Linked DNA regions of Homo sapiens: region 2 is linked to region 1. A link is a loop called in an ENCODE intact Hi-C map of the cell type or tissue named here. Cell type or tissue: gastrocnemius medialis. All regions are shown on one strand. Links, peaks and the distances in the headings refer to the core of each region. The heading gives the core; the rest is flanking DNA.

Region 1 (16,070 bases), core at 3,524-11,523:
AGATCGTGCCATTGCACTCCAGCCTGGGCAACAAGAGTGAAACTCCATCTCGAATTTAAAAAAAAATTTAAAAAATAAATAAAAAATAAAAGATGAGCTGAAAATAAGAAAGACAAGCCAAAACTGTAAACGTCTTGGCATTGTTTGCTAATTTCAGTAATCAAGATGCTTTTTTCCCCCAATGTTTTGTTTTTGTTGCTATTGTTTTGAAATAGGGTCTTGCTCTATCGTCCAGGCTGGAGTGTAGTGGTGCAATCATGGCTCACTGAAGCCTTGACCTCCTGGGCTCAAGTGATCCTCCCACCTCAGCCTCCTGAGTAACTGGGACTATAGGTGTGGGCCATCATGCCTGGCTAACTCTTTTTTTTTTTTTTTTTTTTCATTTTGTAGAGATGGGGTTTTGGGGTTTTACCATGTTGCCTAGGCTGGTCTTAAACTCATGGGCTCAAGTGTCCTTCTGTTTCAGCCTCCCAAAATGCTGGGATTACAGACATGAGCCATTGTGCCCGGCTCCCCAATAGTTTTATTGAGGTATAACTGACATAAAATAAACTGCACATATATAAAGTATACAATTTGATAAATTATATGTATATGCCCACAAAACGATCACCACAATTAAGATAGTGAAAAGCCCATCATCCTCAGAAGTTTCCTTATGATTCTTTGTAATTCTTCCCTGATTTACCTCCTTCCCGGTCCAATACTTACCTGTTTTCTGTCACCATAAATTAGTTTTCATTTATATAAAATTTTAGAAAATACAGTCATATACTATGTACTCTTCTTTGCCTGACATAATTATCTTGAGATTCATCCATGTTTTTGGATCAATAATTTGTTCCTTTTTATTGCTGAGTACTATTCCATTGTGTGGATGGACCATAATTTGTTTATTCATCTGCTGATGGGCATTTGTTTCCCTTTTTGGGCTAATACAAATAAAGCTGCTAGAACACATATGAACATATCTTTTTTACTTTTATTTTTTGCCTTTTTCCTGCAGTATGAGCAAAGCTTTGTGTGGACATTTGCTTTCTTTTCCTTTGGGTAAATAGGAGCAGGATCGCTGGTCATATGGTAGCTGTCGATGACACTTGAGTCTTAAGGGCTGCTGTTTGGGGAACTGGAGACATAATCTTGGGCCTATGAGTAGACAGGGACTTGGAATTCAGACTGCCCTATAAAGCTAAGATCATTGATTGGCTACACTTTGAGCAAAATGATAGACTAGAAAGAATAAGCTGTTGGCAGAATATTTAAAAAAGAAACTTGCCAGGCACGGTGGCTCATGCCTGTGATTCTAGCACTTTGGAAGGCTGAGGTGGGCGGATTGCCTGAGCTCAGGAGTTCGTGACCAGACTGGGCAACATGGAGAAACCTCATCTGTTAAAAAAACAAAAACAAAAAGCAAACAAACAAACAAAATTAGCCAGGCATGGTGGCGTGCATCTATAGTCCCAGCTACTTGAGGGGCTGAGGCTGAAGTATCTCTTGAACCCAGGAGGTTGAAGCCGAAGCTGAGATTGCACCACTGCACTCCATCCTGGGTGACAAAGTGAGACCCTATCTCAAAAAAGAAAGAAAGAAAGGAAGTTAGAAAGTGGGGGAGGGAGGGAAGGAGGAAGTGAGGAAGGAAAGAAAGGAAAGAAAACAAAGAGAAAGAAACTTGTCTGATTTGGTCTGCACTTTGAGTGAGAGGAAACAAAAACCTCCCGAGATAACTTTTATTCTAAGCATGCCTTCTTTTAAACTTTGTTTGAATTTACCTGGCCTCTGTAGTTTGTGAAATTCCAAGAAGAGACATTATTTTAGAGAGATACTAGGTTGCTAGAGTTCCTAGATTACTACAGTTCCTAGTTAGCTGGCAGAAGTCAATGCATATCCTCTTGGACTATATCTATCTTTTTCTCAGTCTTAACACCAGATTCCCAAAGATAAAGCTTCTCCAAACATGATCTCACAATCCAAAACTAAGAACATGAGAAAACAAACAACCTTGCATCACAGAGCAGGAAAATGAACAGTAGAACTATAGTACTTTATAGCTTTAGATATAAAAACTGTCAGATTCAGAATATAAAATACTGGTTTAAAAACATTTAAAGAAATAAAATGTGAAATAGAAAACAAGTAAGGACTAAAATCCTATGAAGAAAAATCAAATAATTGAAAAAGAACTAAAAAAGAAATGAAAACTACGATCAGTGAAATTAAAACTTCAGTGGATGGGTTTAACAAGTTAGACACAACTGAAGAGAGATTTAGTAAACTGAGGGATAAAGCTGAAGAAATTATACAAAACGCAGCATAGAGAGACAGAAGTCTAAAATATAAGCCTATAAGGAGAGAGAAAAGAAGTCAATAGAGATAACAGATGAGAGACAATATTTGAGGAGATATTGCTAAATAATTTCCAAGAATAGTGAAAAACAAGAATCTTTAGATTCAGGAATCAGAGCAAATCCCACGTGGAATTAAAAAAAAAAAGTCTTCTCCAAATATAAGGCCAATAGAACACCAAAGACAAAAATAAGATCTTAAAAGCAATCAGAGAGAAACTGATTACCTCCCAAGGAACCCTATTAAACTCAAAGGAGACTTCTCTACAGCAACGATGGAAACCAGAAAGAAGACAGTGGAACAGTATCTTAAAAGCGCTGAGAGAAAAATTATTGTCAACCTAGAATTTTAAACTTAGCTAAAATATAATTTAGTAATGAGAGCATGATAATGACATTTTCAGATAAACAAAAACTGATGTCTCCAGCACGGTCTCACAAAGGAACTTTTATACTTTCAAAAAAGAGAAAATGATCCAAAAAGGAAGAATGTCTGCAATGCAAGAAAGAATAGTGAGGGAAAAGAAAAAGTGGAATGAATAGAGAATTAGTCATGTGGTATCACATGGCAGCTCACTCAGGAATCATAAAGCTGGCCTTGGGATAACAGAGCTAAACTTTAGAGTCCTGAGTCCTGTTAATACTCAATCCTCTGTGAAATTCAATTAAGTGAGCTTCAAGTTAACCTAAAAAGCTGTGGTGAGGCTGGGCGCGGTGGCTCATGCCTGTAATCCCAGCACTTTGGGAGGCCGAGGCAGGCAGATCACCTGACGTCAGGCGTTCGAGACCAGCCTGGCCAACATGGCGAAACCCCGTCTCTACTAAAGATACAAAAATTATCTGGGCGTGGTGGCTACTTGGGAGGCTGAGGCAGGAGAATCACCTGAACCTGGGAGGCGGAGGTTGCAGTGACCAGAGATCGTGCTACTGTACTCTAGCCTGGGCGACAAAGTGAGACTCTATCTCAAAAAAAAAAAAAAGCAGCAGCTGTGGTGACTCTTTTCTTGAGGTCTTTGGGGGCTGCCTGTTGGTGGACAGGCTGGTGTGAAGTTGGTAGCCCTGGAGGAGCTGGGGGGAGTTGCAGGGCTAGTGTAGACAAGCTACAGAAGCCACAAGGGAGGTGCTGCTTAGAGGGGGCTCTTTATTCTTTGTTTGGTTTTAATTTGAGACGGGTTCTTCCTATGTTGCCCAGCCTGGTCCCAAACCCCTGGGCTCAAGCGATCCTTCTGTCGCGGCCTCCCAGAGCGCTGGGGATACAGGTGTGAGCCACCATGCCTGGCCTCTTTACTCTTATTAATTTAATGCTGGTTTTCCTAGATCTTTGTCTTTTTTTCTGGATTTTGGGAGATTTCTTTCCTTGAGTATTTTTCACTTATTTTCTATTAATTTTTTATTTTGGCAGTCATACTTTTTAACTACCACAGCTCTTATTTAAAAAATCCTTCTCCTAGTATCACATTCTTGATTTCTGGGCATATAATCTTTATGGGTCTCTCTGAGGATATGAGTTACGGTTTTTTGTAGTTTGGATTATCTCCAGTTTCCTGAATTATCTGTTTCCTTCAGGATAATCTGTTCATCTTGGTCTTTTTCTGTGATGCTCTAGGCTTTCCTCAGCAGTCTGGTAATCCTGGTTGTCCATTCATGCTTAAGAACATGGGAATGGAAGGGGTGTTGGGAGTCCTATATATGTGGATGGGGTTGTCCATTGGCTGGTTTCAGTATTGGACTAATGAGTAGAGGAATCAAGGAACCTCTCAGGGCTTTGTGTTGGGACGCTGACACACTGCATTAGTACCTTCTAGACTATGAGCAGGGGAATCGAGGAACCTCTCAGGGCTTTGTGTTGGGACACTGACTCACTGCATTAGTACCTTCTAGACTATGAGCAGGGGAATCGAGGAACCTCTCAGGGCTTTGTGTTGGGACGCTGACACACTGCATTGGTACTTTCTAGACTGTGAGCAGGGGAATCGAGGAACCTCTCAGGGCTTTGTGTTGGGACGCTGACACACTGCATTAGTACTTTGTAGACTGTGAGCAGGGGAATCGAGGAACCTCTCAGGGCTTTGTGTTGGGACGCTGACACACTGCATTAGTACTTTGTAGACTGTGAGCAGGGGAATCGAGGAACCTCTCAGGGCTTTGTGTTGGGACGCTGACACACTGCATTAGTACTTTCTAGACTGTGAGCAGAGGAATCGAGGAACCTCTCAGGGCTTTGTGTTGGGACACTGACTCACTGCATTAGTACTTTCTAGACTGTGAGCAGGGGAATCGAGGAACCTCTCAGGGCTTTGTGTTGGGACACTGACTCACTGCATTAGTACTTTCTAGACTGTGAGCAGGGGAATCGAGGAACCTCTCAGGGCTTTGTGTTGGGACGCTGACACACTGCATTAGTACTTTCTAGACTGTGAGCAGGGGAATCGAGGAACCTCTCAGGGCTTTGTGTTGGGACGCTGACACACTGCATTAGTACTTTGTAGACTGTGAGCAGGGGAATCGAGGAACCTCTCAGGGCTTTGTGTTGGGACGCTGACACACTGCATTAGTACTTTCTAGACTGTGAGCAGAGGAATCGAGGAACCTCTCAGGGCTTTGTGTTGGGACACTGACTCACTGCATTAGTACTTTCTAGACTGTGAGCAGGGGAATCGAGGAACCTCTCAGGGCTTTGTGTTGGGACACTGACTCACTGCATTAGTACTTTCTAGACTGTGAGCAGGGGAATTGAGGAACCTCTCAGGGCTTTGTGTTGGGACACTGACACACTGCATTAATACTTTCCAAACTTTATGTTCTTCAGAGAAGACCCCTCCTTGCTGGGGGTGAGGAGGTGGAGAAGTGGGTCAGGCGTGTGCCTTGGCTGGCTGCCGCTTCATATACAGACGTATGATCCCTGGTTTTCCCCCGCCCTCTGTGTCTCACTCCCTTCCTCCACTGCACTTGCCATCTTCATGTTTGGGGCTCTTCTGGGCAGATGGGCTTGATCCTCACCTGTGAATTCCTCTGCTCTCCTTTGCCAAGCAATGCTTGCCCATCCACTTTCAGATCCCCCAGTTTGTTGAAATATCTAGTATGATGACAGCTTCTCTGTTCTCACCATTGTCGTGGTTTATACCTTTTTTACTCCTTGGCTGTAATTTAAAGGGGTCACAGGCAGGAGGGGGATGAGTGCATGTGCTCAGTCCACCATCTTGACCGGGAGCCCCAGAGGCATCATTTCAATTCCTGTGATATTATGGATTCCTACGGGTAGGAAAAACACAGCCCATTCAACCAAATATACTTTAACCCCTAGAGATTTAGCTTTAACTTGTTTAGAATTGTTTAAAAGTCCCTTGTATTTTGCAGTTTTTTCATTTTCTCCTTGAAAGTAAAAACATTTGTGGCAAATAGGGAAGAAAAACTTTCCAGTTAATCGAGAATTAGGATAAGTGAGATTTAAATATTATCAGATACTGATAAGAACTATGGCTTTTAAAGAATGTCGTCTTAGAATCAGTTTCTAATTACTTGTGTGCAGAAGAGTCCTGCAGCTGTGAGGTGATCACAGTCTTTGGCCTAAGCCACTGCCAGGTGAGTGAAAGCCAATCTGGAGTCACAGAGTGGCAGCGACTGCACCGGAGATGTGTGTGCCATTTGTTAAGATGAGTCAAATGGTAGTTAGGGCAACGAAGATCCACAGAGGGAGAAAGAAAGATACTGGAAAAGCAGCAGCACAGTTTAATAACAGTCATCGTTCATGATGGCAAGGTTGTTTACTATAAAAATTCCATCCTTCTTGCCTCTGTGCTGCCCCCCACCATTTTTTTATTTGACATTAGGGCTTGCTGATTTATGGCATAACGCAGTACATTTCACCTCTGAAACAAAGTCTGTAAAATCTTGAGATATATTAAAGTCTTTATTCCCCAACGCTAAAGACCTCATACTGTTTAGTCCTCTATACATTTAGCCCTTTATGCTTGGGGAGGGGGAGGTTATAAATTTCTAGAGGGAACTGGATTGGCAATGGTATGTTTGATGGTGAAATGCCTTGACTAAACAAACAAGGCTGCTCCAGAAACGCACACACAGCAAACCTATATGCCATATAAGTAACGTGTTATGTGGGGAGTTACTTTAGGTTTAAAACAAATGTCATACTCTTGATGCTTTTAGGTAGCTATTATCTTGGTAAGGATAAGACAGAAATATGGTGAAGTTGCATCTGATTTTGAGGGATACTGCGGGCAAACCTGACAGCTAGCTTGGTTACTAGAGGTTTAATTAGTTACAGCTGCTCTGCCATTGTATTAATAGAGCCACTCTGCTTTCAGGCACCATGGATGCCTTTTATAATTTGGATGTTCTTAAAAAGAGCACTGTGTGAAAGTGAGCAGCCCTGGGCCGGGCGCGGTGGCTCACGCCTGTAATCCCAGCACTTTGGGAGGCCGAGGTGGCTGGATCACGAGGTCAGGAGTTCAAGACCAGCCTGGCCAAGATGGTGAAACCCCTTCTCTACTAAAAACTACAAAAAAATACTCCGGGCGCAGTGGCAGGCACCCGTAATCCCAGCTACTCTGGAGGCTGAGGCAGGAGAATCGCTTGAACCCAGGCAGCAGAGGTTGCAGTGAGCCAAGATCACACCACTGCACTCCAGCCTGGGCGACAGAGTGAGACTCAGTCTCAAAAAAGAAATTGAACAGCCCATTTTGTGAACCACTTCAAAAAAAAGCAAACACATTTTCCTCTGGCTTTTGGCTGTTTTAGGAAGAAGCCATACGGTGAACCAGGTGATGCTGAGGTTATCTGGATCCAGGCCATGCAGATGAAGCCATATTTACCTTTGTGATATTGGGGCTGATCTTGGAGCTGTCTGGATCTGACCAGTCTCCAGATGAAAACTCTTGCAACTTTCGTTTTTGGATAGTGCTCACCTCGTATCTGTACTCGTACCTGCTATTTCTAGGCGAATTGTCCCCTTTCTCCTCCCTCTTCCCTCATCTCCCTCTCTCCTCTGCCTGGCTGACACCAGGAAGGAGGAGTTTTCTTTTATTTAGATAAAAAAAAGTTGAGAGGAGGGAGCTCCAGAAATGTGGGATACTCAGCACTGGAGACATTTGGGCTGGAATTCTTGTTTCCATTCTTTTCTTACCATATGACCAAGTAAGTCCAAGAAAGTAGATAGGATTCTGAGTGGGCAGTGAAGGTGGAAATGTGGTCCTAAAGAGAACGGGCAAATTAAGAAAAGATTGTTTTAAGACAGTCAAATTGTTTTGCCTGTTGAAGAAGGTGATCAGACCCTAATGAAACTGAAAATGAGGAGAGTGTTCCCATCTCCTGCCTGGTTCTAGCGACTCTGCAAATGGGTGCCTGATTGGTCTGTTGGCTCTGAAGCCAGCCTTTGCTGGATATATTCAGCCTGTTTTGAAGTTGTGCAGAGAACCTCACTTGCGTCATTCTGAAGACGCAGTGAGTCAACGCAGTCCCAAGAGAGCAGTAATGGCCCCAAACAGAAACTTGGAATGAAAAATAGCCATGGATTTAAAGACATAGCACATTCTTCCTATGACTTCATTTGGTAATGGTAAGATTAATTCACAGAAAACCCTTCTTGAGTGGCGTACCTTAAACACATGTAGAATGATTTTTTTCTTTGCTTTTCCCATTTAGCCTTTTGAAACAGGATACACAGTAGGGTGATTGGTTTGGGAGGGCACTGGTACAGTAATTCTCCACCTCTCACTTGCCCGTGTGGGTGCCCCATCCCCACCCTCAGGCACACACGCACTCTTAGCTGCTTTTGGACTCCTCCCGCAATGTCACAATAGTTTTCTTTGAACATTCTTGACCCTCAGTCATGTTGACATGCGTTTGGATTTTCAGTGGAGAAGAATTGCCAGAGAAGAATCTTCCTCTGATTTTAACCATTGACCATATTTATATATGCAGTTTCAGCTTGACTTTTAAATTGATAATCTTTTAATAGAATTCCAGATAACATCTTACTGTAACAAACACCAAGGGGATTATCCAAATTCCTATTTGAAAATATGTCTTTTATATTACCAGATTTGCCAGCTGCATTATTATCTATTAGTGTGTACTAAAAGTATATTATTTTGGCTTATTTTGAGATTAGATAATTCCCAGTGGAATTCTCCCCTTAACCATCTAAATCTGTATTTTTTTTTTCCCCATTTAGTTTCCTAAACAGTGAGGCTTCTGGGCAGGAAATGAGAGAAGAGGAGGAGGTAATATAGAATAATGCAGTGGCTTTCAAGCATTGTGACCCATATGAGGAATACATATTCAGTTATGACTTAGCATTCACATATGCACACATACATGTACGTATATACATCACATTCACACATATGCATATATGTACATATACAGCTGAAGAAGGTCTGGATTAGTACTTTTCCTTATTGTGGAGCACAGTGAGTGATATTTTCTTTTTCTTTTTCTTTTTTTTTTGAGACAGTCTTACTCTGTTGCCCAGGCTGGAGTGCAGTGGTGTGATCTCGGCTTACTGCAACCTCCACCTTCCAGGTTCAAGCAGTTCTCCTGTCTCAGCCTCCCAAGTAGCTGGGACTACAGGCATGCGCCACCATGCCTGGCCAATTTTTTTGTATTTTTAGTAGAGACGGGGTTTTGCTATGTTGGTCAGGCTGGTCTCAAACTCCTGACCTCAAGTGATCCGCCTGCCTTGGCCTCCCAAAGTGCTGGGATTACAGGCGTGAGCCACTGTACCTGGCCGATATTTTCTATTTTATTTCATTTTGAAAAAGATAGGCTGTGACTCATTAGTAGTGGATCTCATGACTAAGAATGGATCCTGACCCAAGTTTGAAGAGACTGGTAGGGGTAAATTTAGAGCCTGGGGCTCCAAAGTTTGTCTACCCAGTTTTAAATCCTGGCTTTCCCCTTAACTTGGGTGGGATCACACCATTAACCGTGTTACCCCTCTGAAGCTTTGGCTCCCACACCTGTGAGATGTGAATGTTGATAACACACACCCACCTCATAGGATTAATGAGAACATGCCAAGATATAATGCGCTGAAGGTCTTAGCATGCCTGCGCAGAGCCCCAGCATCTGTTAGCTGCTGCTGCTGCCGCTGTGGTGGTGACTGTCCTTGCTAAGATGCTGCAGCTGGATTGGCTTCGTGGGAAGTTGTGGAATTCTGTTCCCTGAGGATGTTGGGAAGGACAGATTGTACTTACCAAGAGCATTTATTGTTGTTTTTATTTTCTTAAACATTTCCAATGAAAATCATCAAACCTATAAAGTTGAAAGAACAATGCACCTAGATTCATCAACTCTTAACACTTGCTATCTCTCTTACATAGAAACATTTCCCTTTTACCAGTCCACTTGGAAATTGGCTATATACTCACGATAGCCAAGAACAAGAACACTCTCTTACACCATCACATCATTGCCACACTTAAGGAAATCCACACTGATCCAGGAACATTATTTGATATACAGTCCATATTCAGAATCCTCCAGGTATCAGTAATATTTTAATTATGACCCATTTGGTGAATTTAAGATGGATTAGATGGCCTGTGGAGTTATTCATGGAGCTGAAGACTTCTGTGAAGTAAAAAATAACCACCCAGTGTTAAGTGTAACTCTCGTGTGGAATATTAAATCAATTGTGTGTTTTTTTTGGCATCCTTGATGTGAACTCTGGAGACCTGATGAGATGGAGGCTGTGATTGTTTACTCTGTGTTAGCTTGGACACTTAGCTTGGCAGTAATCACAAGAGCTTTAGGGAGTGCATCCTTTGCTAGTTCATAAAGATGTATTCTGATAACGGGGGACCAAAAGGATATATCCTGAATTGCAAAGTCGAGCAGTAGATTACATTTGGATTTGAATGTAAGTGGCTGTGAATTAGAAATATTTGTTGGAATTAGAAAGTGTCTAGGTAGGAATGTAAGGTCTCCCCTCAAATTGAGAATGACAAGGCTGTCTTCTAAGGACAGAATTTAAGGTGAACACTGTGGAAGTTTGTGCATGTGTTTTTTGTTTGTTTGTTTGTTTGTTTTTTGTTTTTTTTGTGACAGAGTCTCGCTCTGTCGCCCAGGCTGGAGTGCAGTGGCGCAGTCTCCACTCACTGCAACCTCTGCCTCCTGGGTTCAAGCGATTCTCCTGCCTCAGCCTCCCGAGTAGCTGGGATGACAGGCGGGCATCACCACGCCCAGCTAATTTTTGTATTTTTAGTAGAGACGGGGTTTCACCATGTTGGCCAGGCTGGTCTCGAACTCCTGAGCTCAGGTGATCTGCCCACCTCGGCCTCCCAAAGTGCTGGGATTGCAGGGATTAGCCACAGCACCCAGCTTGTGCATGTGTGTTTTTAAGAAAACGTCCACAAGGTAAGGAAATTCAAGCAACCAAGAAAAGACGCTTGATAAACAGTAAGTCCCATCTTGCTAGTTTCTTCTGTATTTCTCCAGGGCCACTTTAATTGATTCTAAAATGTACATTATTTCTCATTTTTAAAAAAAATCTCTAAAATCAGGGTACATCTTAAAAGCAATATAATGCCATGGTTTAATTGGCACATGATTTAGTGATACATAAAATAAAGGCACCTCTTGCAGTGGCATCTTCGATTTGAAGAAGTATAATATTCTACGAATATACAAATTTCTGTGTTTTTTTGTCCCCCCAACCCCTGCCCTTTTAAAGACATATAGTAATATAGTGGGGTTATAGGTTTATATACTGCTACTTAGCTGTGCAGAGAAATTACAGCATTTAAAAAAATCACCAATCTGTCTTCCTCATAAGTCATCATCTAGAAATGGGGAGAAGCAAAGAGTGGTATTTTGGCCAGTTAATAAGGTCTTATATTCTTTTGGCTTAAACAGTATCTTTTGGGTAAATTCTGGATTTTTTCATATATCCTGCCATCCCCCATTAAAAACCAGCATCTGGTCTTGGGGGATTGTGAGATTTTTGTGGAGGTGAGGGAGGCCCTGGCCTATGCTTGCTGCCTTTGCTCATCTAGTCTGGTCTGGTCTGGTCCCTGGGCCTTTCGCAGGTATCCCCTGAAGTGTGGTTGGTGGTCTTGAATTTTTTTCTTTTGTCTCCATCAGGGCCAGGGAACTGTCCTTGCTTCCTTTTGGTACATTCACCCTGCAGCAGATGTCATGGCTTCCAAGTGGAACTTCACTCTCTTTCTTACTAGTTAAGCTACAGGAGGCTTAGAGTGCTAAAACCGAGATGCTTCCCCTGCATAAGGCCATGCAACACGGCCATTTTATTCTGTAGCCATCCGTGTTGGGATGAGTGGAAGGTTGCATCTGCGAGGTGGTCTTCTCCTAGAGTTTCAATTAGGAAGTGGGGCAAAAGCCCCAGTGCCTTCCCTTCAACCTGACGACCAGTCTACCCTCTCCCCACCTGTGCTAGTTATCAATTTCTTGCTTGTTATCTCCAAATCCATTCTGCTTTGCCATGTTTCGTGACATGGGAACTGGACTCTGTCAACAGTTTTCCTTTGCCTGCTGGCGAGGTGTTAGGCTTTGTCAACAGAGTGCTGGAGGGACATGGCAAGGTCATGGTGGGAGGAGGGCGTCCTTTCCCAGTGTGCTGATTTTCACTGGTGAGTGAGTATCAGTGGACTGGCGTGCAAGATGCCCAGAAACACATATCAGCCATCATAGACAGCCCAGTGGGTGGTACCGTGCACCAGCTCCAACCACACACACCCTGCAGGGAGTTTCTCCACCACGTGGTGGGCTGCTGCCCTGGGCCAGCTCTGGATCACGCCCTCTGACAAGCATGTTTGCCACCGGCATGCTGTGTGTTCCTGTGGAGCTGTGCCCTTTCTGAAGAGTCTGAATCTCAGCTTTGGGGTTGGGGGAGGCTCTCCTAAGTTCTTAGTTCCTCCCTCTTCACTCTACCTGCCCTTTTTAAGACACATAGTAATATAGTGGGCTCTAAGTAGTAGACACTTTGTTCATTTGCTACTTCTGTACCCCTGGGTCCTCTTTTACTCTTCTGTCATTTGTTAAAAATCTCGGCCGGGCGTGGTGGCTCACACCTGTAATCCCAGCACTTCAGGAGGCCAAGGCGGGCAGATCACTTGAGGTCAGGAGTTCGAGAGCAACCTGGCCAACATGGTGAAACCCCGTCTCTACTAAAAATACAAAAATTAGCTGGGCATGGTGGTGCATGCCTGTAATCCCACCTACTCAGGAGGCTGAGGCACAAGAATCGCTTGAACCCGGGAGATGGTGGCTGCAGTGAGCTGAGATCGTGCCACTGCACTCCAGTCTGGGCGACATTCTGGAACTCTGTCTCAAAACTAAAAAAAAAAAAAAAAAAAAAAAAAAATCTCCTGTGGGACTTCAGTCTGTGGAGGTTATTGAGTGATGGCACAGAAAGGCCAATCCCAATAAAAGAAAATGGAAAATGTTTATTACTTCCATTTCCAAGAGGGGAGCATGCCACGCCACACCACACAGGCACATGGGGAAGCACCATCCACAGGGCAGAAAGGAGCTGGGGGAACGCCCAGGCCAGAGCCTTTGTTGGGCTTCTGTGGGAAAGGCCAGACAGGGCCAGGGAAACATCTGAGGATTGGCTATTTTGGATAATTCTGGGGGGCCCTGGGGCAGAGGGCCGTCCCTCGTTGTCTGGTTCCTAGCTCTGGGTGATTTAGGGTAGGAGAAATATTGGCTCTGTGTGTGAGAGTTAGATAAGGAGGTGGTTCAGAGAATGGGCTCTGGGTGGCAGGGGAGACGGAAACAGCTTTGGCTGTGTGTGAGTTTGACCCTGTGATTAGACTAATGGATGCCAAATAGATGAATACAGAATCTCAGAAAACACAGAACGCTCTCTTAGCAGTATCTACTTTTTGTTAATAATTCTTTTATTAAATTTTCCCTATTGAAATGACTGGTGTGGTTTCTGTCTCCTGACTGGTACATCACCTCTTCCTCGGAATTTGCGGGCAGGGAAGTGATGATACATGTTTGACTGCCTCCTACTCTTTGCACCCTGATGTGAGGGAAGGGCTGGACCCTTCTACATCTTTCTGTCTGGATGAAGCTCCTCTGCTGTCATTTCCTCCTCCTTCCCTAGTGCGGCAAGCAGCTCTGCCAGCTTGTCATAGAAGGGCATTTAAGTGACTTTGCCAACACAAACAGTACTGCAATGAAGATATGCCACACTTTGCAATTAGTTATTCACTTTAAAGTTCTGTTATGATATAGTAACTTAATAAGTGAAAAAAACATCTTGGACCAATAAGGATGGAAGAAAAGTATCGGAAAACTAGTCAGAATTAAAATAAGGACTAAATCACGACTTTTATTTCTGTGATTTCTTTTTGTATTTTTGAAGCTCTTTTCTTAGGTCAGGGCCACCATGGCTTTTTGTTGCATTGATCTCTTTATCATTATATGCTGTTTCTCCTTAGGCTCTGCAATATTCCTTGCTCTGAGTCTACTTTGTCTGATAGGCACTTCAGCTTTCTTTTGATCACGCTTGCATAATACACCTTTTCCCATCCTTTTACTCGTAGCCTGCCCGTGTCATTGCCCCAGTGGGGAACTGCTGTTGCTCTTTACTTGGAGCCAGGCTCATGGTAAGAGGATGGGGACTTTCTTGGTTCTCTTAGTCTGACTCCATCTTAGGCAGGTACTGTGTGCCTGGACTTCAGGATAGGGCTTTCTTAGCATTGTGTGCTTTCACCCTCCATGCCACCTGGACTCTGCCTTCTGTGTGTGTGTTTGTGTGTGTGTGTGGTGTGAGCTCCCGTGTGAGAGAGAATTTCCCACGTTTCCCCCCAACCCCACCCGAAGCTGACTTTTGCATTGTATCAGTGCAGAATCCAGCAGACGATCATATTTGCTGGTACCTCACCCCCAGGAGCAGCAGATCTTTGCCTGGGTCCCGGGGACAGGGAAGGTTTCTTGCCCTTCCCCCAGTGGATTACGGCTTTTGCATTAGGTCTGAGAGAGGGGCTCAGGAAGGAGGCAAGATTTTACCCGAGTCCGGTATTGAGGGGTGCTCTCTCCAGCCTCGTGCTCTGCTCCCAGTCGTCGTCACGAGCACCTGGTAGTGGCCCATGGAAAAGGGTTTGCAAGTGAGTTCAGACAGGAATTCTAGTGTTACACCAGCCCATGCTCAGCTCCATAAGAATTCATTAAAAATTGAGATGTTTTCCCGTCACCTGTTGACATGGCAGCCTCATCTTCCTCCTGTGCTCTGTGAAGGGTCACAGGGTTTGCGTGTCCCATTTCTCCTTGGAGGGATTTGTCACTGATTAGAATTCAGTTCACCTGATGGCCTTGTGGCCTCAGCTCTCTGATTAGCTCAAGAAAAGTTAGGATTTTGTTGATTATCTGGCTTTTTCTTTTTGTTGGGTTGAAAGTTCTCTTATGGCTTTCTGCATCTTAAGCAAGGGGAGTAGAACTCTATTTCTTCACCTGTCCCTCAGCAGAATTATGTAAGTAAAATAAAATTTAGGTTCCTCACAGATCAGTGCAGTTTGCTAATACAAATACTGTATGTATAGTTACTCTGTTTTCCACATCCACCATTGGTTTAAGTTTGAACACCCCTGTTTTACTTTGTATTTTGAAATAATTTCAAACTTACAGAAAATTTACAAGAATAGTACAGAGAATTCCTACATGTCCTTTACTTAGTTCGAGTCATCAATTTTTAACGTATTGCTACATTACATTTGCTTTACCATTTCCCCCCTTCTATATGTGTATGGGTATAAAATTTGTTTTTCGGAATCATTTGGGAGTAGGTCACAACATTTTGTCCTTTTATCCCTTAATATTTCAAGTGTATGTTGTAAGAACAAGGATCTTCTCTTATGTAACTATAGTATAATTATTAACTTTAGGAAATTTAACTTTGATAGAATATTTTTATTTAACCTAAAATCCGTATTCCAATTTCCTCAATTCTCCCAGTAATGTCCTTTCTAGCAATTACCCCCTTGGGTGTAGGATCCAGTCCTGGATCATGGATTGCATTAATTTGTCATGATCTTTAATATCCTGTAAGCTGGAACAGTTCCTCAGTCTCTCTGCCTTGCATGACATTGGTATTTTTCAAGGACATGGAGCAGTTATTGTATAGAATGTTTTTCAATTTTGGCTGGAACATTTCAGTTTCAGTTTGTTTGATGTTTCCTTACTATTAGATTCAAGTTACACATTTCTGTTTTAGAATATTACAGAAGTAATGCTGTATCTTTCTCATGGTGTTACATCCATTTGCATACCTTGTCTTTCTGCCTGTCGTTAATGATATTAATTTTGATTATTTAGTCAAGGTACTGTCTGGTTCCTTCATTGGATAGTTGCTAGTTTTCCTCTTGCATCTATTTGCTTTTCGGTTTTTGTTTTTTCCCTTAACTTTTTCTCCCTGTGATTTCCTGAAACCTCTTGCATCTAAAAAGCAATCTGTGGGGAGACATTTTGTGACCATATAAGTAACCTGCTCCTCATGAAACATAAAATACAAACCTTGGGTTCTCTTAGAGTGGAGAAAGGGATCAGTGATCCAAGACCGTTTCTCATAAAGCTAATACCTCAGAGAGGCTACACCATCAGAGAGAAAATGTACGGGGGAGAAGCACATTACACAGTATCAATCAGAAAGGAATATTTCTGTCTGAGCTTTCACTTTGAGTGGAGGGCAAAGAAAAAAAATCACATGAGAACTTGTGGCTGCTGACCAGCTGCTCCCAC
Region 2 (16,070 bases), core at 4,702-12,701, 80 kb after region 1:
AATGTTCTTCAACTGTAAGATCTACTTGAGGTTATTTGATTTGCTGGTTTGCAAGAACTCGTCTACACGTTGTCTTTATCACAAAGAAATTCTGGAGCGTTTGAGCCCTGTTCAAAAAAAAAAGGCAAGAAGAAACTTCAGGAACAAATAACCTATTTGACCCTGTAATGAATAATATTCACACATTTTCTAATTTAAGAGCTGTTGATTGATTTCCAACTTTTAGAATCTGTTTCAGACAAAACATGGAAGTTTAGTAACAGTTTTTTCTATTCTGTAATAATAATTGCCACAAGGTTAAAAAAAAAAATTTACAGAAGAACATATTTGAGGGTGGTCGTGGGGGCAAGAAAGCTGGAAGGACGGGTGGGGTGTGTTAATAGCCTTGTCTTGTGAAGTAAGTCCTCAGAGACGCTGTCCTAGTTGGAAGAACAGGCAGTGAAGGTGTGCGTCTGTTACGGAGAATAGGACTCCAGTGATCTAGCTGGTACTTAGAGAGGTGGGGGTGATCACCAAAAAAACAGCTCTGCCTCTGGGAGCGGAGAGGACTGGGATAGAAAGTATTTGTCTTTCATTTTAAGCCCTTCTGTACGATTTGACTTTTCTTTTTTTTTTTTTTTTTTTTTTTGAGATGGAGTCTCACTCTGTCACCCAGGCTGGAGTACAGTGGCACGATCTTGGCTCACTGCAACCTCCGCCTCCCAGGTTCAAGCAATTCTCCTGCCTCAGCCTCCCAAGTAGCTGGGACTACAGGCACCTGCCACCATGCCCGGCTGATTTTTGTATTTGTAGTAAAGACAGGATTTCACTGTGTTGGTCAGGTTGGTCTTGAACTCCTGACCTCATGATCCACCCCCGGCTTTTTTTTTTGACACGGAGTTTCTCGTTACCCAGGCTGGAGTGCAGTGGCGCAATCTCTGCTCACTGAGACCTCCACCTCCTGGGTTCAAGCGATTCTCCTGCCTCAGCCTCCTGAGTAGCTGGGACTACAGGTGTGCGTCACCATGCCCGGCTAATTTTTGTATGTCTAATGGAGACAGGGTTTCACCATGTTGGTCAAGTTGGTCTCAAACTCCTGAACTCAGGTGATCCACCCACCTTGGCCTCCCAAAGTGCTGGGATTACGGGCGTGAGCCACCATGCCCGGCTAAAGCAAGAAATTTTCATTGCATATTTTAAGCAAAGGCAAATGCATATGTGGATAGACTGTTTTAATTTGACTAAAGTCATATTGAATCCATGAATTTTAGAAGCTCAAACTATTGGGGAACAATAATTACCACCTTGGAGTGAAAATACTTAATTTCCACAAGATTTAGTAAAGGAAGAGTTTTTTAAAAACCACCTTAATGATAATAGTATGTACAGATGTTAAGAAATGAAATAGGAATGTGTAATGTTGGAAACACAAATATTTTTGCTTCTGAGAATAAAACTAATTTTTTCTCCCAATTTTCTCTTCCTTTTTCTTTTTTCTGTTCCCCCCTTTCTCTTCCAGAAGCCCTTCAGCGGCCAGTAGCATCTGACTTTGAGCCTCAGGGTCTGAGTGAAGCCGCTCGTTGGAACTCCAAGGAAAACCTTCTCGCTGGACCCAGTGAAAATGACCCCAACCTTTTCGTTGCACTGTATGATTTTGTGGCCAGTGGAGATAACACTCTAAGCATAACTAAAGGTAAAAGGGTTGTGGGCAGCTAGTGGTGGTTGCAGGAGATAGAAATCTGGGAATTGCGGTTTGACCTACCACCCTTTGCTCGTTAAAGGAGCAGCTTTGAAATCTGGACTGCAGGGATATCCAAAACAACAACTGCATGTTTCTAAGGGAGTCGACTCTCCTTAGAGGAGTTCTTGTACAATAGCCCTGGGCAAAAACAGAACTTGCCCTATTTTTTATACTGAAAAGGACAGCTGGACAAAATACTGAACGCAATTTTTCCCCTAAGAAAAAGCATTATTTCCCTAAAATGTCTTATATTAGGAACAGAGCACTTGAATAAACATAATTGATTTATAAAAACTGAGGCTATACACTTACCTATCTGTTCAGTACAAACAGGAAGCTTCAAATGTAAACGTGAATTCTCATACACTTATAAATGCATATCTTTATGTGGACTTGTTAAAATGAAATTGGTATTTAGGAATTTGGAGATTTTTAGTAGTTACACAAGAATCAATGAAAAAGAACGAAGCTGGTTTCCAAAGCTGATATGTCTGATTTGGTTCCTTTCTTCTCAGGTGAAAAGCTCCGGGTCTTAGGCTATAATCACAATGGGGAATGGTGTGAAGCCCAAACCAAAAATGGCCAAGGCTGGGTCCCAAGCAACTACATCACGCCAGTCAACAGTCTGGAGAAACACTCCTGGTACCATGGGCCTGTGTCCCGCAATGCCGCTGAGTATCTGCTGAGCAGCGGGATCAATGGCAGCTTCTTGGTGCGTGAGAGTGAGAGCAGTCCTGGCCAGAGGTCCATCTCGCTGAGATACGAAGGGAGGGTGTACCATTACAGGATCAACACTGCTTCTGATGGCAAGGTAGGGGACCCTTGGCAGGGGGCGCTGATGGGCCCAGGGCAGGGGAACCAGAGGTCCTGCTGTCGGATTGATAAATTATTGCAAGAAAGCTCAACCAAGAAGATGTTTAAAGAATCTTTCAGGTGGGAGTCATTCCATTAGCCTTATGAAGACCCTTTATTGAGGATCCGTTCTGTGATATTACAAGTTCCTGGGACTGGTATGATTCTCTTATTGTCTTGCTAGAGTTTTGTTGTTAGCAAGTTACTTAAAATAGGAGGAATATCTGTTGGGTTTTGGACACATTTTTTACAATAAGATTCTTCCTTTAAAAAAAATATTTTATAATGATAGAAATCATCCCCAACGAGAAAAATTCAAATAATAGATAACCTTTCTTAGAGCGAAAGACCACTTTACTATCCCCTCCCCCACAGACGCCTGGCACGTGGGCTTCTTCCTGCGGATGAACACATTCATGGAGAGGTGTGTGGACATACGTGCATACACGCATGCAGTTTTCAGTGAAAACCGGGATCAAACCCACAGCTTACCAAACCCAAAGTGTGGTGTTGTAAGGGAGGTGGCCTATATGATTTTGTGGTCTTCATATAAATAATCCTTAAGAGTCCATAAAGAGAAGGGAGGAGTTAACATTGACTGAGGTATTGCTATAATACCTGCATCTTTGCATTAAAGAAAGGGAGGCATAAAGAGATCTTGCCCGATGTCAACCTAGTGAGTCACTGATGGAATAGGCTTGGATCCCACAGTTTATTCTACTGCACCAGGCTGTAGTTGAGGTACAGTGTTGATAGGTGGTCCCGATGGTGTATGTTTGTTTGTTTGTTTGTTTTTGAGATGGAGTCTTGCCCTGTCACCCAGGCTGGAGTACAGTGGTGCGATCTTGGCTCACTGCAACCTCTGCTTCCCATGCTCAAGTGATCCTCCCACCTTAGCCTTCCGAGTAGTTGGGACCACAGGCGCACACCACCATGCCCAGCTGTTTTTTGTTTGTTTATTTGTTTTGAGATGGCATTTTCGCTCTCATTGCCCAAGCTGGAGTGCAATGGTGCGTTCTCGGCTTACTGCAACCTCCACCTCCCGGGTTCAAGCATTTCTCCTGCCTCAGCCTTCCAGGTAGCTGGGATTACAGGCATGCACCACCACACCCAGCTAATTTTGTATTTTTAGTAGAGACAGGGTTTCACCATGTTGGTCAGGCTGGTCTCAAACTCCTGACCTCAGGTGATCCACCTGCCTCAGCATCCCAAAGTGCTGGGATTACAGGCGTGAGCCACCACGCCTGGCCGTTTTTGTATTTCCAGTAGAGACAGGGTCTCGCCATGTCGCCCAGGCTAGTCTCAAACTATTGAGCTCAAGCAATCTGCCCTCCTCGGCCTCCCAAAATGCTGGGATTACAGGCACGAGCCACTGTGCCCAGCCTATATTTTTTAAATAGTATGTAATGCATGCATATGGTTAAAAAAAATCAAAAGAACAAAATGAATTACAGTAAAAAGTAATCGTCTCCTAATTCACTTTTCCTGCCCAGAGGCAAGCACTGGTACTAGTTCCTTCTAGAGTTACCTGGACACAGATGGATGGTATATAGATGTTTATGTGGATGTTTATATTCAAAAAGGCACGCAAATGATACATGCACGCGAATGCATCATGCTTCTCCCGTGTGATAATACACCTTCGAGATTGTTTTATGGCAACAGGTTTAGAGCTGCCTCATTCTTACCAGTGACTGTGTACCGTGGATGGACTGTCACTTATTTCAGTAGTCCCCTGCTGGTTGACTTTTAGGTTGTTTCCAATCTTTAGTTATTGTAAATAATGCTGATATGAGGTGGCTTTCAAACCTTTTCAAAAATCTGGTTCTGCTGTAAGAAAAACTCATTTTACACCACCACCCAGCCCTCACAATATAACAAAAGTTTCATGAAGTCTTACCTACCCTTACTGTATGTAACGCACTCTGATAGTTTGTATTTCATTCTGTTCTATTTCATTTTTTAAAAATTCTGGTTGTAATCCACTAAATTTATTTCATAGACTGACTAGTGGCCCATGGCCTGGTTTGAAAATGCGTTGCACGTGCTTCTTTATGTGGGTGTAAGTGTGTGCAGATAAGTTGCCAGAACTGACTGAAGGTTATGTGCATCACCAGGTCACCCTCTATAGAAATTGTACAAATTTGTTCTCCCACAAACAATCCATGAAAGGGCTTGTTTCCCCTTAACCCACACCAACAGTTTATTATTAGACATGTAAAAACACCTTTGTCACTCTGACTGGTAAAGAATGGCATCTCATTATGTTGAATATCCATGTGGCATATTTTGGGTCATCTTTATGCCATTTAGTAAATTCATCTTTTTCCTACATGTTAGAAATATACCAAGTGTATATGTGTATCTAGGCCTGTTGACCTCTCTGTTCTCTTCCATTGGTCTGTCTATCCGTATGCCAGTACCAAACTTGTAATTGCTATGGCTTCATACCATGTTGTGGTATCTGATAGGCTAGTCCCCACTTACCTTTTTAACTTTTTTTTTTTTTGGCTGTCTTCACACATTCACTTGTACCATATGAACATACATATACTTCCTTTTTAATGTTCTTATTTTTCTTCACATCCCAAAGTCTTCTGGCTGAAATCCTATTGCCCATATCTGATGCTTTCCACCACTGCAGAATTCTTTAGTACCAACACTGCAGTGTGCGTGACGGACAAAAGAGCCTGTTATCCCTGTGTGACTAGACGTGGGCCTGTCAGCTTGCTTTTTGGGTTATTGTTCTTATCCCAGAGGTGGAGCTGCGTTCTTCCATTCTGAGGGACGTACTTCAGGACATTGGGCCCTTTGAAAGAGCCTTCAGACCACAAGGGTACCTTTCTAGTGAATCAGAACACCAGGGTGCACCGCCCATGGGGGGTGATTTTCTGGAGCAGACAGCTTGCTTCCCATGTGTGCTATTTATCCAAGGCAAGTCATGCTGCACCGAGATAGTCACTTGAGGTTTGCACCGAACAGGATAATGGTTTCTTTTCCCTAGAGCTGTTTAATCAGCAACCTTGGAACAGATGCAGGCAGGCATGATCTAGTGTGACAGCTCATTAGCTAGGGGTTGATCTAAAATACTGTTCAAATGGGCAAGGAAAGGCCTGCGTATGGGATATGTGATTTGCAGAATTTGAGATTCATCCAAAGAGGGAGAATCTGCCTAAGATGCCTCTGTCTAAAAGCTAGTATGTGCCAGGTGGGTTTGTTTCATTCCAGGTAGAGCACAGGGAGCTTATGTGACCAGGCAGTGTCCACCATTGGGCAACACATCACACTTCCCTTGGCGTCTTGCCTCCTCCCTCCCCGTCTGGCACAGACTCTCCCATCAGCCGTTTGGGCACCTGGGGACTTCTGAGCCCACAGCGTCATCCAGCAGACCGTCTGCGGAGGTTCCTTCCTGTGAGGGCCGCACTCGAGGGGGTGTATTGGGTGGGATCGTATCACTGGAATGAGTGAACATCGTTAGAGGGAGCTCCCACAGCTATGCGTGTGACCGTGTGGCTCGCCGCTGAAAAATGCTGCTCACATAGCAGAACTTCGATGCAATCCTTTTTGGATTTCTAAGGGGAAATTTTAAGACCGATAGGAGGAATAGGCTGGGGTTGAATAAGTTTGGTTCTTATTTTTAAATTAGCTCATCTTTAGAAAACAACTGAATTTAGAAGATTCTTCTGTAAGGCCCCAAAGGATTTCTTTCTGCCTCCCCGCTCTTGGCTCTTATTTGTGTCTCTCCTCGTGTTCTGAGCTTTTCAGCAGCCCTTGTGGGTCATCAGCCGAGGACCATCAGCTCGGGGCCCAGAGCTGGGGACTGGGAGTTATGAGCTGGACTCTTGAAGGGGCCAATACTAAACCGAGCCGTTGCCATTTCCTAGGAGCCTTGACAGGCTCAAACATCTCTGGGTACCCGGGGATTTGACTGTCATTGTTCTGATCCTTTCCCAAAGTTGTAACCCTCTGTTGACATAGCGGAATTGAAGATTGATTTTTCTTCACCACCTTCTGCCTAAAGTTCTTAGTTCTGAATGTGTCCACACCTCATTGACTTCTATGAGATGCCCCTGTCACGTTCCTCGATTCCTTCTAGTCCTTAATAGAGTCTTTCCTTTTCTTGAAAGAAATTTGCCCAGTTGACATTTATTTTCATCGTCTGCTGAAGTGACAGATCCAAGGCCCTAAGCTTCAGCAGAGTTGCAGGAAGGGACCATTTACACAGCCTCTTAGATGTTTAAGGTTTACCCGCCCTGACAGTGGCTCAGCAGGCGTAGGCCTCCTGGTGAAAAGCCGAGCACATGGCTAACCTGCTCTGGTGGAGGGGCTTTGGACCGTTCTTGTGTACTGCGAGGCTTGCCTTCCTGCTGGTGTGTGAGCAGCTCTCGGGGGAACTTGCTTCCTGGCTGAGCAACCTGTAAACAGTATGTCTGAGGTGGGACTCCCGGGCCCAAAGCAGCCAAAGGTTGCACAAGTCTAAGCTCCGTTAGGCCTGTCAGTGTGGCTGTCAAAAGAAACGCTGTTTCTTTTCTTTCTTTCCTTTTTTTTTTTTTTTTTTTTTTTTTTTTTGAGACAGGCTGTCACCCAGGCTGGAGTACAGTGGCACAATCTCGGCTCATTGCAACCTGCGCCTCCCAGGTTCGAGCGATTCTCCTGCATCAGCCTCTCAAGTAGCTGAGACTACAGGTGCCCACCAGCATGCCCGGCTAATTTTTGTATTTTTAGTAGAGATGGGGTTTCACCATGTTGGCCAGGCTGGTTTCGAACGCCTGACCTCGTGATCTGCCCTCCTTGGCCTCCCAAAGTGCTGGGATTACAGGCGTGAGCCACTGCTCCTGGCAAAATGCTGTTTCTAAGCGTTTCTTTGACAAGTCCCATCCTTCAGGTTCATGCATGATTAGGGAGAGGCAGCAGCCCTGACTGAGCACCTGAGTGTTCATGGAACCAGGTGCATAGCGTAATGACATGCCATTCATGACACTACTTTCTTCCCTGAACATGCCATGAATTCCTGATGATTACACAGTTCCCCAACAAGTGCTGCTCAAAACCTGGAACTAATCAGAAGGAAGCACCAGCCTTGACTGTTAGTGGGACACGGGGAAGATGGCTGTGAACCAAATATGCGGTGCCTTTGGGGGAGAATGGTTTTAGTATTTAGTAAGTGTCAGTATGTAAGTTTTATGTTGAAAAATGAACTAAGTCACAACAAGGTCTATAAATTTAATTATTGAAAAGGATAAAGTTGGGCCATTCAGTGAAACCTCCTGTAACTGAAGTCTCTAACACAGTAGCCAATGGGGGAATCAAATGAGCCCAAGAAGAAATTCTGCGTAAACTAGGACTTAGGGGAGCCCTTAGCATTCCACTTTGGAGTGAAGGAACCCGATCCGCCAGTTGGGGAACGCTCCTTTGAGGCCCATGTGCTTCCTGCTCCGACGGGAGAGAGGGATAATGAGACTTGCTCCCAGGTGCCCTGCCCTGGAGCCCAGCAGGCCACACGGGCTCTTTGACTCTGTACTGTGCCAGTGATTTCCAAGATGGGAGTGGTGCTCTGATTGCAGGAATGTCTTCTTGGAATGGCTTTTCTCACTTCTCTAGAGTCCTTGGTAGGGAGCACATCATCAGCTGAGCTAACGTGAGAACAGGGGTTGGAGCACTTGCCACCGGCAGTGAAGTAATCGGACAGCTGACAGTCTTTTCCAGAGGGTCGGGGATTGGGAGCTGACCCCAGGTCCCGCTCCGTTTTCTTTGTGTGCAGCACTTGTGTTGGTGACCAGCAGTGAAGAGAGTGCGTGGACGTCACCGTGTGGTTATGAAGCTAACGGCAGCCCTCAGCGGTGCCGACTTCCGCTCCCCGACACATTCCTGTGTGCACGTTCGTGGGTCTGAGCGTGACTCATGGTGTGTGTCCCTAGAGCAGTTCACTCAGAGGCTTCTCTTCCGTGCTCTCAAGAATAAAAGCAGGGCCGCCACATCCTGATAAGTCTTGCCATTCAGCGGTCCTGTCTTGCAGAGGGATAAGCCAGTGTCCCCAGGCCACAGTCCTTACACCTTGAGCAAGTTCCCCAGAGTGAAGCAATCTTTCTAGACAAGTTTTGCGTTTCTCAGAATTTTATTTTAGTGATATTGTTACCAAAAGATTGTAACCCCAAAATGTGTGCCTTTGGCTTGCCTGTTTTAGGAATTCACTTGTGTTATCTCCCCAAGCAAAACAAAAGAAAGAGAAACCTTCCTGTTGACGAATCCTTTTTACCTTCTTGAGAGTTGTCAATGGGACTAACTTGTATATTTCTTTGCTACCTTCTTTTAAAAACATTTTTCTTATTTACTATTACAGACGTATAGTAATGGTGCCTGACATAACCCACAGCCAAAGGCCTTGGCCTTGCTGTGTGTATTTCAGGCTTTTTCTTCCCTTTTCTTTTTTTTTAAGTAATAAGATATTACAGTTATAGCTGAAGCCTGATCCTGTTCCCTTTTCTCCCTCTCGTCCCAAGCATCACCACTGTCCCAAATCTGCTCCTTCTTCCCACATCTTTGCAGTTTGGGCAAGTCTTCTGAATGCCTAGTCATGATTTTAAGTCTTCTTTCCACCTTCAGTGATGGTTGGCTACCCTGAGCAAGCCAGTAGATTCAGTTATGTGCCTGGAGTCCAGATGTTTTATGTGGATTTTTCATGTGGAATTGTTTTTGGTAAGGAAGTATTCCCTTGCCACACCAATGAAAAGAGAAGAAAACAGGTAGCTGGCACCCACTGCATTGTTGCTTTCTGCCAGCCTGCTCCTTCTCCTTCCTCTCCAGCTCTGTTGTGTCCAGATGCAAACTCTACATGCAGGGTTTGACCCTAGGTCCTCACCTGCTGTAGCTCTCACACGGGGACCGAATGCTCTTGTGTCGTAAATCCTTCCTTTTGCTTCCTCGTGTTGGATGTGTTTAGTGGTTTTCATCTTCTGGTCACTATTTCATTCTAGGTTTATCCCCTTTAAATTATAAATTAAATGAATTCTTCGCTTTTCCTACCAGCAACTACCCACCAAGTTCTACCATGTGTTAATTTAATCAACAGTTATTTATTGAGTACTTATTACATGTTGATTTCCTGTTCTCAACATTGGAATGAAGACAGCTTAGGGTTCTGCTTTCATGAAGCTTGCATGCTCTTAGGTGGAGACAGACAGTAATTAAGCAGATAAACAGGAAATTATGAGCTAGTAGTGGGTCCATTGCTGAGAAGTAAGACAGGTGGTAGGATGACCCGTGCCGTGTGATGACTTTAGATTGGGTGGTTGGGGAAGACTTCACGGACCTTAAAACTGGCCTTGGAACGGGAAGCGAGAACTGGGCACGGAAGATGAGGGAGTGGGAGATTTCAGGCAGAGGGAGCAGCAGCAGGTACAGAGGCCCTGAGGCCTTTTATTGTGTCTTTTTGCTTGAGCGAGTAACTTAGAGCACACGTAGAGAAAGACAGCAGAAGTGATCTTCTAAACACTCTGTCCTGTGTGGAGAGCTCCTTATGTGAGATTTTGCTGTGTAGTGAATTAAGGCTCAGCCAAACTGGCTCACGTGAGCTCTTTGAGCTTGCCTGTCTCTGTGGGCTGAAGGCTGTTCCCTGTTTCCTTCAGCTCTACGTCTCCTCCGAGAGCCGCTTCAACACCCTGGCCGAGTTGGTTCATCATCATTCAACGGTGGCCGACGGGCTCATCACCACGCTCCATTATCCAGCCCCAAAGCGCAACAAGCCCACTGTCTATGGTGTGTCCCCCAACTACGACAAGTGGGAGATGGAACGCACGGACATCACCATGAAGCACAAGCTGGGCGGGGGCCAGTACGGGGAGGTGTACGAGGGCGTGTGGAAGAAATACAGCCTGACGGTGGCCGTGAAGACCTTGAAGGTAGGCTGGGACTGCCGGGGGTGCCCAGGGTACGTGGGGCAAGGCGTCTGCTGGCATTAGGCGATGCATCTGCCTGGAAGTCTACCTCCTGCCTGCTGTCCGAGGGCTTCATTGGCGCCACGGAATTGACTTTTCCGTCTTATATCATTCCTGTGTCTTTGTAGGAGTGGAATCATTCTCATAGTCCGAGTGTGTTTCCACATATGGTGAGAGCTGACAAGCATGGAGGGGTTTTGGTGTAAAAAGATTAGTCATTTGGAGAGGTTTTCTCATTTTATGGCAAGGTTCTTTTAAAGCCGTGGATTTCCATGCTGTTCGTGCGGCATGGAGATCACTTCCTACCGAGAGTTAAGGAGGAAAAAAAGATCTCTGAGTTTTGAAAGAAGATTTAACCAAAATGCATTTGACTCTTCTGTGGATTTTTGTTGGCTGATTTGGAAGGCAGGTGCCCTGGGCATCCCCAGTGGGTTCCAATTCTGCAGCTGCCCAGACTCCTGCAGGCAGAGGTGGAAGTGTCCCCGCTAGAAAGGCATCCAGGAAACTCGCTTTTGACCAACTCAGATACAGTCTGGTCTTTCTTGTTAACTGGGACTTTACCCTCTCCACTAATGAATAGTGTTTGTAGTTTCCAGGCAGGTTTTTTTCTTCTTTTGAAGTTCTTTGAAACCCTTAGGACGCCAAGGGAAGGAAGTTTTCATTTTCAGCCCTTTGCATTCTTCAAAATGTGATCCAGGCTTTTCCCTGTGGCGAGGGTGTCCCCTAGTGTTGACTTACATTATTTCCACTTGTTTTAAATGAACTTTGATTACCTTGACCTGTGCACAGAAATCAAGAGAGGCAGCCCCTTTTTAGAGCTGTTAGAAAAGAACTGAAACATCCACCTCTGGGAAAAATAGAGTTTAGTTTGTGCATGTGTCTCAGAAGTCAGGTGCACACATTGAGACTGGTGCAGCCACATGCCTGCCTTTTAGGGACTCCTTGACTGACCTGATGCCTTCACCCAAAGGCATAGTGAAATGGGAAGTATGATTTCTGACTGGTATGAAGTGGCTGCTTTAGAGAAAAGATCACATTCTTTAGTCCTAGAAACCAAAGGTGGCTTCCTGATGCTCTTATTCAGCACGTGCCTGTCTTTGAGGCAGGACTGGCACTGGGGTGGGGGCATGGTTTGGGGTTACCTTAAGGACCCTGGATATTTCTCAGATAGGACTTTTTCTTTTCTTTTTTTGAGACGGAGTCTTACTCTGTTGCCTAGGCTGGAGTGCAGTGGCATGATCTCAGCTCACTGCAACCTCCGCCTCCCCAAATTGGCGATTCTCCTTCCTCAGCCTCACGAGTAGCTGGGATTACAGGCACCCGCCACCACACCCAGCTAATTTTTGTATTTTTAGTAGAGATGGGGTTTCGCTGTGTTGGCCTGGCTGGTCTCAAACTCCTGACCTCAAGTGATCTGCCTACCTCAGCCTCCCAGAGTGCTGGGATTATAGGCATGAGCCACCACACCCGGCCCTGGACTTTTTCTTAATTGAATAAATATTTATCAAGTTCTTCACTTCTATTTGACGGTTCCTGGGCTCAACACTGGATTAGAAAATGAATGGGACAGAGTTCTTCATCTGAGACATAGGGTGGTCCAGGTAGTAGGAGGAAGAAGGATTGCAGCGCAGCAGTCCTCGGGACACCACCAGGGGGTGAACGAAGGAGGGACGGGGGAGCTGTGCAGGTGCCCCAGCTCCTTGGGTTGCACAGGGTTGAAGACCAGACCCAAGAAATGGGGCCTTGACCAGCTCAGCAAACTGAGAATGGCCTAGATTTCAGCACACTTTCACCAGGATTTGTCAAATGAAGGAAGATTCCAAGCGCAAAATACCCTAGATTTCAACCAGTAAAAGCTTGTCTGAAAACTTCCAAGATCGGGTTGTACAACTTGACATTTGAGGAAACGCTACTTCAGTAGATGGTGCTGTGGCATTGTTTTCTGAACAACTGAAGGAGGAGACTCCAGAGAAGGGTACCTGCTGGAGACCTGTGTGGTTTGTGGGGTGGGTTTCTTATATCACTGAATCTAAAGTGGGTGCCTTTCAGAATGTGCTTTACTAATAATGTGTTACTCTGCTTTTAATTATACTTCTAATAATTTTTCCCAAGAGCCTAATTAACTTACGATCTCACAGTTGGTAAAGAATTACAGGATGTCATTGCGTGGATTTCTGTGGGCAGTCACCCGGAGTGGTATCTAATTAGGGAAAAGGCAGTATGTCCCTTTCTGGAAGTGTGTTAACTGAAAATACGGTACTAAGCAACTGCTAAATAAATTAGCCCTCCTTCCTCCTGGCCGTGCGCAGAAACATCCCTGCAGTATGTTGCCTATTTGTCAAATAAGATTAGTGTAAATATGGGGCATTTACCTTTGCTATAGAAGCTGAAATTGCCAGGCACGGTGGCTTACGCCTGTAATCCCAGCACTTTGGAAGGCCAAGGCTGGTGGATTGCTTGAGCCCAGGAGTTAAAGACCAGCCTGGGCAACATGGCAAAACTCTGCCTCTACAAAAAATACCAAAAATCAGCCAGGCGTGGTGGTGCGTGTGTATTCCTAGCTACTTGGGAGGCTGACATGGGAGGATTACCTGAGCCCGGGAGGTTGAGGCTGCAGTGAGCCGTAATCGTGCCACTGCACTCCTACCTGGGGAGCAGAGTGAGACCCTGTCTCCAAAAAAAAAAAAAAAAAAAAAAGCTGAAATCCTTGAGTGGATTCTAAATCATGGCAGTGGCTAACATTCAGCTTCATCGTGCCCTTGCTGTGTGCCTGGCAGAGACCTCTGTGCTTACTACATGTCGCATCTCATTGAATCCTCACAACCTTAAGATCCTTCCAGGTTGAGCATCCCGGACCCTAAAATCCCAAATCCTAAATGCTCCCAAATCCAAAACTTTTTGAGCACCGGCATGCAGCTCAGAGGAAATGCATACTGGAACATTTCAGATTTTGGATTTTCTAATTTGGAGTGCTCATCTGGTAATATAGTGTGGATATTCCCCAATCTGCAAAGATCTGAGCTCCGAAACACTTGTAGCCCCAAGCCTTTCAGTTAAGGGACATTCACCCTGTATCAACATTTTAATGCTGAGAAAATGGAAGAGAGAGAGGTTAAGTGACTGACCTGGCATCACACAGCCAGGAGTGGCAGCATCAGGATTTGAACTGGGGCACTCAGCTCCAAAGCTCAGCTCTTCTTTTTTAAAATTGAACCCAGATTCTTATTTCTCAAATACCATAAAATATTTACATAAGCCACAGTTATGCCTTTTAAAAAAAAATCACCTTTTCCCCCCACTCTCCCATTTACTTCCTTTGCAGTTTGTGGCTACGATCTACCTTCCTCTTCAAAACCCTTGAAAAATCCTTGCAGCCTTGCCCAAGCGTCCTTCCCTCAGCCGATTTTTGGGCCTCAGTTTCCTCCCATCCAGCCTGTTTCCTATCGCTGGCTTCTCCAAGGGCAGAGCCAGAGTCCTCTTTTGCCAGCAGGGGGAGCAAGGGCCTACTTTTAACCGCAACTCCATAGTGAACAAGTCAAGCAACCTTGGGTCATTCATATACCTTCCAGGCAGAAGGAAGACAGAAGAGAACAGGAAAAAAGCAGGACACTAGGCTGACCCCTGCAGATGGGAAGCTGGAATTACAGCAAAGGCTCATTGATTGGGAACTGCACCCTTGAATTTTGATAGTATTGGGCAGGACATAGTCTTGCTATCTGTGTTAAAGGGAGGACGTGCTTAAGAAAACCAACAGTCAAGTACAAGAAGCTCTAATTTTTTTTGAGGTGGGGGAACGGGGTCTCACTGTGTTGCCCAGCTGGCCTCAAACTCCTGGCTCAAGCAGTCCTCCCACCTCAGCCTCCTGAGTAGCAGGGATCACAGGCTTGTGCCACTGTGCCCAGCTAAGAGGCTGCAATTTTTTAATGAACTGTATTCAGAGTTTGTACATCAGTGTCTTTTTTTTCTATGAATCAGTTCTCTAAGTAATAGAATTTGGAAAAGACCGCTGGTGATCTAGCTGTGGCATTTAGATTGACTCATGAGCTAACTGACAAATTTACTACTTAAACAGTGGAAAATAATGTGCAGGATATATTTTTTTGAATAGGTTGTCCCACCCTCGAGTTCTGTGTCTTTCCTGAGTCCGCATATGTGAACCTTGTTTTAACCAGGTGACAGCATCCCATAGGCACGGATCTCTGTCTTCTGTTGTCCACATCATGTGTCTTGGCAGTTGTTCCTTATTGATATACATAAGGTTGTCTTGTTTTTGTATGGATATATTTTAACATGTACCAGTGTTCAGTGGGCCTTTCTCTTATTTCCAATATTTTGCTGTTCTAAACAGCAGCACAGTGATTCCCCTCATTTGCATGTATGTGAAACTATCCTGGTGGGTCCGCTTCCAGAAACTACTGGATCAGGGACCATGTGCATTTATGGCCTTGACCATACTGCCAGAGTACCTTCCAAGGAGTTTGTGTCATCAATTTGCACTCCCCAGTGGTGTTGAGAGAGTGCCTGTTTCCTCCACCCAGCACAGTGTGTTTCGGTTTTATTTCTCCCAGGAAATGGGTGTTAGTTGGGGAGCTCCAGAAAGAAGCCGAGAAGAAGGGCAGTCGTACCCTTGGCAGTTGTACGCAGTGGCTCTCTGGCCGCACAAGGAGGGCTCGGAGCCTGCTGTTGCCAGGTTGCACTTGCTCTTGCAAGACAGGCATTCCTTGCAGTGGGTTCTCCTCTGGCCAGGGAGATGAGTTCTGGGGGCTCCTCTACGAGGTGGTCTCTCCTGGGCTTTCCTCTCGAGCTTCAAGTCCCACCTCTGGAGTGTGAATCGCCTTCCTCAGTCTAACTCTATCCCTCCAGTGGTTTTTTTTTTTTTGCTTTTTGTTTTTGTTTTTGTTTTTTTGAGACAGAGTCTCACTCTGTCACCCAGGCTGGAGTACAGTGGCGTGATCTCGGCTCACCGCAAGCTCCACCTCCCGGGTTCAAGCAATTCTCCTGCCTCAGCCTCCCGAGTAGCTGGGACTACAGGTGCCTGCGACCACGCCGGCTAATTTTTTGTATTTTTAGTAGAGACAGGGTTTCACCATGTTAGCCAGGATGGTCTCGATCTCCTGACTTCATGATCTGCCCTCCTCGGCCTCCCAAAGTGCTGGGATTACAGGCGTGAGCCACCACACCCAGCAGTCTCTTCAGTGTATTTAGCTGTGTTGATCCTGATTCATCTGATGGGTGAAGGAATATTGGAAATAAGGATAATCCCTGTGGTGTTTCACTGTGCCTGTAACCTCTCTCACCTAGCATTTGGTTAACCAGAAACAGATGTGGAAACTGATCTATCTGTAGATAATGGCCCTGCTCAGGGAGGGGGTCCCTGCTGAGAGCGAGACATTGAAAGCCTGCTACACAGAAACTGCTGGAAGGCCAAGCCATTTCTTTTTTCTTTTTCTTTTTTTTTTTTTTTTTTTTTCAGACAGAGTTTTGCCCAGTAGTTCAGGCTGGAGTGCAGTGGCATGATCTCAGTTCACTGCAACGGCCTCCCAGGTTCAAGCAATTCTTCTGCC

Evidence for each region. Peaks named below come from ENCODE experiments on the same cell type or tissue, not always from the same donor. Only the 100,000 strongest peaks of a DNase experiment are listed, where the experiment ranks them.
Region 2: a loop joins it to region 1, with 6 times the contacts of the local background. A loop is called at or near these places in 90 of 110 quality-filtered maps.

Annotation. Positions count from the first base shown.
Region 1 is chr9:130,773,269-130,789,338 of GRCh38, forward strand. LOC124902288 (a long non-coding RNA gene) reads right to left here. Exons shown (of 3, transcript XR_007061823.1): 3 at 9,400-9,526. It also overlaps a transcript of ABL1 not described here. Among named protein-coding and RNA genes, the nearest start is that of ABL1, 54 kb to the right of the region's middle. In gastrocnemius medialis, for the core only: no CTCF peak of the experiment used is centred there; DNase peaks (open chromatin) are centred at 5,933, 7,763, 8,113 and 9,473; H3K27ac peaks cover 4,433 bases.
Region 2 is chr9:130,852,566-130,868,635 of GRCh38, forward strand. ABL1 (ABL proto-oncogene 1, non-receptor tyrosine kinase) reads left to right here. Exons shown (of 11, transcript NM_005157.6): 2 at 1,499-1,672; 3 at 2,236-2,531; 4 at 10,198-10,470. Among named protein-coding and RNA genes, the nearest start is that of ABL1, 25 kb to the left of the region's middle. RefSeq lists enhancers at 7,163-8,012, 8,013-8,860, 9,922-10,422, 10,423-10,923, 13,911-14,412 and 1 more. In gastrocnemius medialis, for the core only: CTCF peaks have their summits at 8,383 and 11,221 (motif pointing left); DNase peaks (open chromatin) are centred at 5,916, 6,999 and 8,426; H3K4me3 peaks cover 542 bases; H3K27ac peaks cover 4,393 bases.